Regions from separate parts of the Homo sapiens genome. Here region 2 is linked to region 1. A link is a loop called in an ENCODE intact Hi-C map of the cell type or tissue named here. Cell type or tissue: endothelial cell of umbilical vein. All regions are shown on one strand.

Region 1 (5,000 bases):
CTTATTATGAGGCTGCCTGTCCCCTCCAGGAAGTCACATCTCTCCTGTCCCTCCCTGACCATGCAGTGTCTCTGAAACCCTTCGGTGGATCCCCATCACCCATAACACAAAACCAAACAACTTTCACTTGACACACAGAACCCTCCATAATGCAGCCACTGGCTATCTTTTTTAACTTTATTGCTTGCTACCTTGGTTAACCATCTATCCCAGTTGGCCTGGGACTAAGGAGATGGCCAGGATGTGAGACTTTCAGTGCTAAAACTAAGAAAGTCTGAGGCAAACTGACACAAGTTGCTTTTGACTCCAGCGCAGCTCCCTACACACCCTCAGCTATTTCCCCACCCACAGTGTTGTTTTGTGCTGTCCATTCTGCCCAGATCCTTTCTGTCATCCAGCCTTTTACTGGGCTAATTCTCATTTATGCTCCTAGACTGGGCTGAGGAGGTGCCTGAGGCTGGACACCTCTCTTGCCTTTATGCTGGCAGACCCATGGGCGAGCTCAGGGCCTCTCCTCTGTCCCCGTAGAGCACTTGGGATGCGACTATCACAGCCAGGTCACTGCATTGAACATTTCTCCTTGTGTGTCTGCCTCTCACACAGGATGGTAAGCTCTCAAGGCCGGGACCTGTGTCTTACTCCTCTTGTATCCGCAGAGTTCAGCCCAACACCAGGCACGTAGGAGGAGGTTAATCAATGATTGATGGAATCAGTTATTCAGGAACCCCAAGCATAATCCTTTGTGGGAAAAAATGTCATTGCTAATTTAGGAATCAATCCTAATCCTAATCAGTCCTTTAGCCATTTTGAATACAGGTACCTTCCAGTTTAGCTTTTCAGATGCAGTTTCCATGAGGAAACTGACCCAGAATTGACCAATAGCCCTGGAATAACTTCTGTGTCATCAGACGACAATGATTAATTTTGGAAATGTGTTACCAGATACTTAATTTACTGCAAGTTCATTTTGGAAATGAGATATTTAACAAAATATGCTTTAAATTTGACCATAATAACACATTCTTGTCATTCTACAGGGATTACTATAAGCTTAAATGATGTAATAAATTTAAAGGTGCTTCAAAACATTTCAGCACTGATATGAACATAATACATTACTATGAAGGTCATTTTTATCTTCATGATTAATGTGGTGTGGTCTCCTGATACATCCCACAGAAAACTGAGAATCTGAGGAAGTAGAAAATGGATATAGTTTTGCCATTTATTAGCATGTGGCTCAGGCAAGTAATGTCACTGTTCTGAGGCTCCATTTCTATCAAAAACAAATGAGGACCATAATATCTACCACATAGGGCCAAAATCAATGAGCTAATGTACGAAGAAAGCCTAGAGTTCCAAAGGAGAATGGCGTTGGTGATGATGGTAGTGTTGGACAGAGATGGTGTTGATATGATTGTGATGGTGATGGTGACGGTAATGACGATGGTGTTGATGATAGTGATGGTGATGATAGTGTTGGTGATGAAGATGGTGTTGGAATGGGGATGGTGTTGGTGGTGGTGATAGTGATCGAGTTGGAATAGTGGTGGGGTTAGGATAGTGATAGTGTTGAGATGAGGACAGTGTTGGTGATGGTAGTGATGGTGATGATAGTGTCGGAATGGGGATGGTGTTGGTGGTGGTGATAGTGATTGAGTTGGAATAGTGGTGGGGTTAGGATAGTGATAGTGTTGAGATGAGGGCAGTGTTGGTGATGGTAGTGATGGTGATGATAGTGTTGGAATGGGGATGGTGTTGGTGGTGGTGATAGTGATTGAGTTGGAATAGTGGTGGGGTTAGGATAGTGATAGTGTTGAGATGAGGGCAGTGTTGGTGATGGTATTGATGATGGTGATGATAGTGTTGGAATGGGGATGATTATGGTGATTATGATAGTGTCAGTGATGGGGATGGTGTTGGAGATGATGATGGTGACGATGATGGTGATAAGATGGGGATGGGGATGGTGATAATGAAGGTGCTGGGATGGGAATGGTGATGGTGATGGGGGTGTTGGGTAATGGGAATGGTATTGGTTATTATGACAGTGGTGATAATGATGGTGATGATGATGGTTCTGGTGATGATGTTGTTTATGGTGATGGTGTTAGGATGGTGCGTTTGAAAGCTGACAGAGTGAAGTGCCATAACTTGGCTTAGTGCGTTGCTCACAAGGAAAGCATTTAGTAAATTTCTTTTGACTGAATGAGTGGAATAAGTGGCTTTGGGAGGCCTTTTACTCTACTACACTTTGTCTCAATATTAAATTCAGCAGCCAATGATATCAGAACCCAAACTGTATTTACATAAATGTGAAGGAGAGACTGGCTTTCTGGGGACTGACATTTTTGCTTGATACTGATTAACTTATATATTTCAACTGAAATCTGGTTTCAAATGTTTGAGATTTTGAATGTTTTGCCTTCTCTTTTTTCCTTTGCCCACGTATGATCTCAGTTTGCTTTGTGACCCCTGTTGAGCAACGCAGAGGACTTTCCAGCTGTGGCCTAGGGCCGATGCTCTAGTCCCTCCGTGCCTGACTGCACTTGAATGTAAGACAGAGCTGATCATGAAGAATACTCTCCTTTCCCGTAAGCACCACTTTGGAGCAATGACTAGAAGAAAGGTCCAAGCTCAGCTCTAAAATTAAAATTAGCCATGTTTCATCAAATGTAGACTTTGGCAAAGAAACCATTTCTGCCTCATAGTTAAACTCTGAGTGTAAACAAAGAAGTCACCAAAGACATGTGACTCCTTCTTGGCCAGACAATAGGGGTCACTGCCCATGTCTCTGAGTCAGAGGTAGTATCCATTCCTCCGCCAGCTGGTTCTTCCCAACCAAACACCCACACTGCAACTTAATGATTAGCCATTATTCTTTCTTTCCTCCTCCTCTAACCAGCCCTCCGTAGCAATGTCCAGGCTCATTCCACAGATGTTTGTGTGAGAACAGATCTATGTTAAATCCAGATGAGAAAAATGCCTGAAAAGGAGGAAATGATTTAGTTTAACAACAGAGGACTTAAGTGCAAGCAGATTGACATTAGTTTGTGCCTAGAAATTATGACACATCTGCAATCCCACAGAGGAATTGTGCTAAATGGGCCCACACAGCAGGAGCACTGGCCTGAAAAACAGCCTCATAACATGGAATCTGCTCCCAGATACAGAATAAGTTATGTGTTTTTTTAAGAATGCGATCTCGTTGCACACATAGAAGCATTTGTGTTATCAACTCACTTCCTCAAAAATGCTTGTTATTGGCATAATTTAAATTAAGACCATCAAACTAAGCTCCAGAAAGAGCACAGTGTTGTAACTAAGGAGAAGAGACAATATACTCTCAGAAATTATTATTATTATTATTATTATTATTATTATTATTTTGAAACAGGTCTCTGTCACCTGGGCTGGAGTGCAGTGGCATGATCTCGGCTCACTGCAACCTCTACCTCCTGGATTCAAGCGATTCTCCTGCCTCAGCCTCCCAAGCAACTGGGATTAGAGGCACCCACCACCACACCTGGCTAATTTTTGTATTTTTAGTAGAGATGGGGTTTCACCATGTTGGCCAGGCTGGTCTCAAACACCTGGTCTCAAGTGGTCCACTCTCCTTGGCTTCCCAAAGTGCTGGGATTACAGGCATGAGCCACTGTGCCCAGCCAGAATTCTTCCTTAAGGACCAGAGATATCATAACCAAAGTTACTTACTGAGAAGTGCATCCTCGACTTCAGAAGTGATTTTAGTTTTGATTTTTGGTTACATCTGTCATCTGTTCATTCATTCACTCATGAATTATTTCTCGATCACTTGCTAAGTGCCAGGCTGCATGCTGTTCTACTCACAGTATAATTCTTCTTTAAGCATTTATTACATTCTAAAAGAAATTTCCTGCAAAAAAAAAAAAAAAAAACTATAATATGTGATTAAGTTCAAGTTGCTATCTCTAAGTCTTATTAAGCAAAGCTATAGTATAAACTACAGAAAGATCTATGACCCTCTTCACTTGTCTAGTTAATGACATTAAGTTTGACTATGAGAAAATATTTATTTCCTTTAGTGTAAAAATGTATATCATTTCCTAAAGTGGAGACCATTTTTAGAAGCATTAACAGTCCAGACGTGTTTGGACATTAGCACCATTTTATTTTGCCTGTCAAAATAAAGATTTTATCCCAGCTGTTTTCCTCTTTCCAAACATGTCTTTCCACATGATCTGGGCTGAATTGTGTCTGAGAAGTATAAGTGAAAAACTCACAAATCACTGTGAATCTAAGATCCAAATATGTCATCTTAATTCTGGTAACTTACTCTCTTGAGACTTTGTATGAAGGTGACAATTTCTCAGAGAAAATATCCCCTACCTTAGAAATGAAGGCTATCGGGGTGTCAATCACTGAAACATGACTGAAAACAGCAACGCAAAGAGATTTTTAACTCCTGAATTGTCACGTGTCTGGAGCAGATGTGCCAGAACTGGTGCACACATACATTGCTGGTGGTCCTGGACATTGATGCGATCCTTTGGGAACACCATTCACATTTCACAAGTCACAAAAGTCTTACTTCGTGTTGGATCAGTAATCTCAGTCCTGGGAAAATGCCTTTGGAAACAGCATCTTTAGTGTTGGAAGCAATATTGTCACAAAGATATGTAATCCAGACAGCAGCCAAGGCATTGCTGCTGCTTGAGGAGATCTGATTAGCATTCATTGAGCTCTTCAGTTCCACCACAGCCTTGCCAGGACTTTGTGCATTTTAAGGAGACGCAGCTTCTCCTGGTCACCTCAGTCCTCAGGCTCTTGCTTCTGCACACATTGACTTCACTGCCATCATGTCCACTATGAAAGGAAACTCAGTGTCTTCGTTGACACATACACCTACACACCTGTGCACACGCACCTATGCTCAGACACCTTTCCAAGCTCACACACCTGTGCTCACACACACACACCTGTGCTCACACACACACGCCTGTGCTCTCTCTCTCTCACAC
Region 2 (5,000 bases), 160 kb after region 1:
GCTGACTGGTGCGGTGAACTCTCCGGCTGGGCTCCTTTCCTGCTGCAGGTGCCGCGTCTCTTTCTTAAGCCTGTGTAGAAAGTTCTTTTGTCCGGGTGACATTGGCATGATTGAATCAGTGCCAGAGCCAAACAGGATGTGGTTCTGGGCGACTCCCAACTTCCAGCAAATCCGTGGTTGTTTTCAGTTACCTTAAGAGGGACAACTGAAACAGAGACAAGCACCCCAACAGTAGGGTGCTTCGAGGTCCTGGAGGGGAGCCCTGGCCCTGTGGAGAGAGACCGAGTCGTGCAGCGTCCGTGGCCTGCATTTGAAACTGAAGGGCAAGAGGCTGGTGAGATCCGAGAGTCATGCCGCTGCGTGGAGGAACATGCTGAACCTCTGGAGGAACGGCTCTACCTCCAGGTCAGGCTGGAGGCTTTTGCATTTGGTTTGGCGAGGAGAGACAGCAGGATTTCTGGGTGCCGGACATGCTTCTCGGTCAGAGCTGGTGCGTTTCTTTGCAGGGCAAGGTGGAGGCGGGGATGCCAGGGAGGCATCTGCTGCATTTCTTGAGGTTTCACAGGGTGCAGAGCCCCTGTCCTCACTGTTCTGTGGGGTGCTAAGGGAGCAAGCCATGTGGTCCCTGAACTTTGAGTAGATACAGGTAATATTTGAAAATATTTGGGAATGTTTACACAATCACAAAAACAATGAACACTTGTGTAGCCACTACTCAGGCCAAGAAATGGAACTTAACTTTGAAATTCCCTTTGCCCCTCCCAATCCCAGCTTCCAGCTCCCGATCCTCTCCCCTTCCTGCAAAAATGTGTTTATCAGATAAACCTGAAGCATTTGAGGGAGTCCCTGTCCTGAATTTCGCAGTTGTCATTCTCTGCTGTTTTTTAGTTTTATCACATGGGGTTGTGTTTCTAAGCAACATCGTTTGTTTTTGTTTTTAACTTTTATGTACATGGAATCATGCAGTATCTTTTGTGGCTGGCAGACTCTGAGATGGCCTTCAGTGATCCACACCTCCTGGTGTTCACATCCTGTGAAGTCCCCTCCCTTTGGCGTGAGCCGAGCTAGCAACTTGCTTCTAACCAGTAGGATGCATCCAAGTTGATGCTGTGCCTTCCTCCCGTGATTACATTATGTGGGCTTAGAACTTCTTCCTTGACAACAGATGGTCTCCCCTGCTGGCTGTGGTGGAGCAGGCTGCCATATAGAGAGGCCATGTGGCAAGGAACTGAGGGTGGCCTCCCCCGGCAGCCAGCATGCAGTTGAAGCCTCAGTCCCATGGCCACAAGTAACTGGATGCTACAACAAGCAGATGACCCTGGAGGACCCCTCCCCCAGATGACCCTGGAGGACCCCTCCCCAGTCTAGCCTTGAGATGACACCCCAGCCTGGGCCAAGACTTTGATGGCAGCTCTGTGAGAGGCCCTGAAGAAGAGAGTCTCTTCTTTACCAGTTAAGCCACATCTGGATTCCTAACCTACAGAAACTGTGTGATAATAGAAGTCTGTTGTTTGGGGCGATTTGTTACACAGCATTAGGTAGCTAATACATAGTCTTGCAAGAGTTCGTTTTTTGGCTGAGCATTATGTTCTTGAGGTTCATCTGTGTTGATACCTGTAGTTGTAGTTCATCTGTTTTCATTACTATGTGCCTTTCCCCTGTAAGTAGTCCCCCCCTTATCTGCAGGGGATACAGGGCCCCCAGAAGGTGCCTGAAACTTCAGATAGTACCAAACCCTGTATGTACTATTTATTTTTTCCTATGTATACATGCCTATGAGAAAGTTTAGTTTGTAAATTAGGCACACTGAGAGATGAACAATAATGAATAATAAAATAGAACAATTATAGCACTATATTGTAATAAAAGTTGTGTGAATGTGTTTTCTCCCTGCCAGAATATCTTATTGTACTGTAGCACCTGTTTTGGGACCACAGTTGGCCAGGGGTAACTGAAACCATGGAAACTTGGGGTGAGGGGGGACTGCTGTATGTTAATGCCTTAGCTTAATTATTCTTTCTGCTCCTAAAGGACAATAGGTTGTTTACAGCCTTTGCTATCAAAAACCACACTTGCTGTGAAGGTCTTTGTACATGACTTCCAGCTCAGCGTGCAAATGTTTATCTAGGGAGTGCGGCTGGGCCTTGGCTGCCAGTCCAGCTCCACTTCCCACAGCAGCCTTCAGGTTCGCCCAGGCTCCTCCGCATGCTCCCCTCCCTCAATATTGTCCGCCTTTTTTTCACTTGGGGGGATGGTCTGATGGGTGTGAGATGGTATCTGAGTGTTTTTATGTTCTGCCAGAAGCTAATGTTCACTGACCATTCTGATTTCCTCCCATGCGGAAATCCTTTTTGTGGTTTTTGCCCGTTTTTCTTACTGAATTGTAGGAGTGCTTTTCGTTTTTGTTTTTTTGAGACAGGGTCTCACTGTGTCGCCCAGGCTGGAGTGCAGTGGCGCACAAGCTCTGCCCACTGCAACCTCCGCCTCCTGGGTAGCTGGGATTACAGCCTTGTGCCACCATGCCTGGCTAATTGTAGGAGTGCTTTGAATTTTCTGGAAAATAAGCCTCTCTTAGTTACGAGCATTGCAGACACTGCATCCCGGTTTGTCCCTTGCCCTCATGGGCTTTTAAAATCAAATCAGGCACAATTCTGAATTTTTCTGTCCCGGGAGGATAATTTGCAGAATTACACTTTTGCGGCATTCCTAGTCCTGGCCTGTGTGTCCTGGTCTTTGGGTCATGGACTGGTGCCTGTGGACTCGGCCCCTGTTTATCGCTCTTGCTTGATGCTGCCTTCCTGAGGTGGAGACTGCTGGGCTCTGTTCCCGTCTGTGGCTCCCCCTCTAGTCTGGGAGTGCTTTCCTGTTCAGATAGCTCATTCCAACCTCTTAGTCACTTTGGAGAGCCTCGTTCAGTGAGTCAGCACGGGACCTGGAGCTCGGGGACCCCTCACAGCCAGGCCAGTGCACACTTGGAATCTGCAGTTTGTCTTAGGCCCCTGAAGGTGATTGCTTGACCGCAGAGGAATGCACGGGTCTGGGGAGAATTTGCCCAGCGTGTTTAGAAGGAATGCATTCCTGGAGAAAGTTAAAATTAGAAAAAGCTGCTACATTTCCTGCCATTCAGTCGCAGTTGGCTGGTGTTTGTTTGCACAAGGATTCTTTGGTAACAATCTGCAGTCGGTTTCTGGCGGAATGTGAGGTGAAGTCACGACTGACTTTCGGGATGGAGGTGAGCGGTTTCCACAGGGATCTTTGTTGTGGGAGTGACTGCTTTGTTTTCCGAGTTGTTGCAGAATCATACCGGAGTGGAAAAATATTACCGAAACAATCCCTTGTTGATAGTTAGCAAGAAGATTATTTTATTTATTCTAGAAAACAGCTCTTTAGTGGGAAGCAAATATCGTGGAGCGCATCTCTTTGTAAGCTCGGCTGCCATTTTCCCGTCCCCGCCTCCTTCCTGGGTGGCCACCTCTGATGTCGCCTCCTGAGGCTGGGCTTTTTGGGAAACTCCCTCTGACTGGCACAGGCAGTGGGGTCCAGGTTGAGCAAATACAAATGCAGAATACCCGGGTCCATTTGAATATCCGGGGTAATGTACACTAAAACATTATTAGTTGTGCACCTGAAAATTCGATGTAACCGGCTGTTCTGGGTTTTGTCTAGAGACCTCTCCCGGCCCAGCTACACTTTGAAGCCCGCTCTGTCCTGGTCTCTGGTGGTGCCTGGGCCTCTCCCAGCTGAGCGGGGCATCGCTGGCACCAGGTGGGCTATTGGCACCAGTGGGCACACCTGTGGCTTTGCAGGGTTTTGTCCACTTCTGTGTTGGTGCCCTCCGCCTGCTGGTGCTGGGCTGGGGTCGTGTGCCCACTTTATGGAGGCGGAATGGAGAGGCCGGAGGGTTACCAGCCTGTCCAGTAGTGTGCAGCTCGTAAATGGAACTGTTAGTCTATAGGTCTCAAAGCCCAGCAGCTGGAGGGCACAGGAGAAATTAAACCATCTTCTTCCCTGGGGAGCAAAAAAAGATGGTCAGAAACTCACGCACAGGGAGGAAGTGCTGTGGGGCTGAGAGTCTGGGTGGCAGGTGGGCTATCCCCGAGACCTGGGAACACAGGCTGCGGGGAAGCCTCAGTGTGGGGCTTGAGGGAGAGGCAGTTTTTGCACAGGCAGGGAGGGGACCAAGGAGGCATTCCCTAGTCACAGGGGCAGTGGGCAAATGGGAGGAGGTGGGATATGTATAGGGGAGTTTGAGGGTGGGGCCGCTGACCTGGCTGGAGTGACCAGTGGATGCCATGGAGTCTGTCCACGTGGGGTAGGGCAAACTGCAGAGAACCCCGAAATGGGGCAGGGAAGCCTGGCTCCAAGGGAGGAAGAGGCAGGAAGGAGCAGGCACCCTGTGCTCTTGAGCCGGGGATAATACAATGATGATGAGGCAGTGGGGCTGTAAATTTGGTGGAGAGATGCAGCTGAGACCAGCGGGGAGGTGGTGGATCGGTGGACCTGAGACCAAACTGCCGATTACAGGTGCTTGGGAAGCTTCCTTTTCTGTTCAGGCAGCAGGTGCTATTGATGCAGCTGCTGCTGAGCACTAGTGCAGGCCTAGGGGCTGGGTGGGGATACAGAAGTGAGCAGGACAGGTGGGTTCCTGCCCGCAGGCCATACAGGCCAACTTGCGAAACACCCGGGTGCCAATTACCCAGGGCACTCCACACAGCCCGTTCAAGGTGCTTCTTGTTTTTGTCCCCAGATTTGTGCTTGAGAAGCTCTGAGTTCCCGTCTGTCCACCTGCATTGGCATATGGGTACTCTATAAATCATCCATCCATTCAAACATTGGCTGACTGCACCTGCTATGTTCCAGGTTGTTCCTGGTGAACAGGACAAAGTCCTTGCATTCATGGAGCCTGTTCTGGTGGGAGAAAAAGGAGAGAAGTAAATGACAGATACAAGAATGTCAAGAGCGGTGGACGAGACCAGGGGAGGGAGTGGGCAGCAATGGTG

Evidence for each region. Peaks named below come from ENCODE experiments on the same cell type or tissue, not always from the same donor. Only the 100,000 strongest peaks of a DNase experiment are listed, where the experiment ranks them.
Region 2: it touches region 1 in a loop (8-fold over the local background); 3 of 110 quality-filtered maps call a loop at or near these places.

The regions. Positions count from the first base shown.
Region 1 is chr2:234,821,219-234,826,218 of GRCh38, forward strand. LOC101927896 (a long non-coding RNA gene) reads right to left here. Exons shown (of 9, transcript XR_002959457.2): 5 at 3,715-3,895. Among named protein-coding and RNA genes, the nearest start is that of SH3BP4, 130 kb to the right of the region's middle. In endothelial cell of umbilical vein, no CTCF peak of the experiment used is centred here; a DNase peak (open chromatin) is centred at 2,773; H3K27ac peaks cover 1,864 bases.
Region 2 is chr2:234,978,496-234,983,495 of GRCh38, forward strand. All of the region lies in intron 1 of SH3BP4 (SH3 domain binding protein 4), which reads left to right. LOC105373939 (a long non-coding RNA gene) reads right to left here and starts at 283. Exons shown (of 3, transcript XR_924008.1): 1 at 192-283; 2 at 1-70. RefSeq lists enhancers at 1,843-2,580, 4,965-5,000. In endothelial cell of umbilical vein, no CTCF peak of the experiment used is centred here; DNase peaks (open chromatin) are centred at 126, 1,016, 2,146 and 2,976; H3K4me3 peaks cover 1,741 bases; H3K27ac peaks cover 5,000 bases.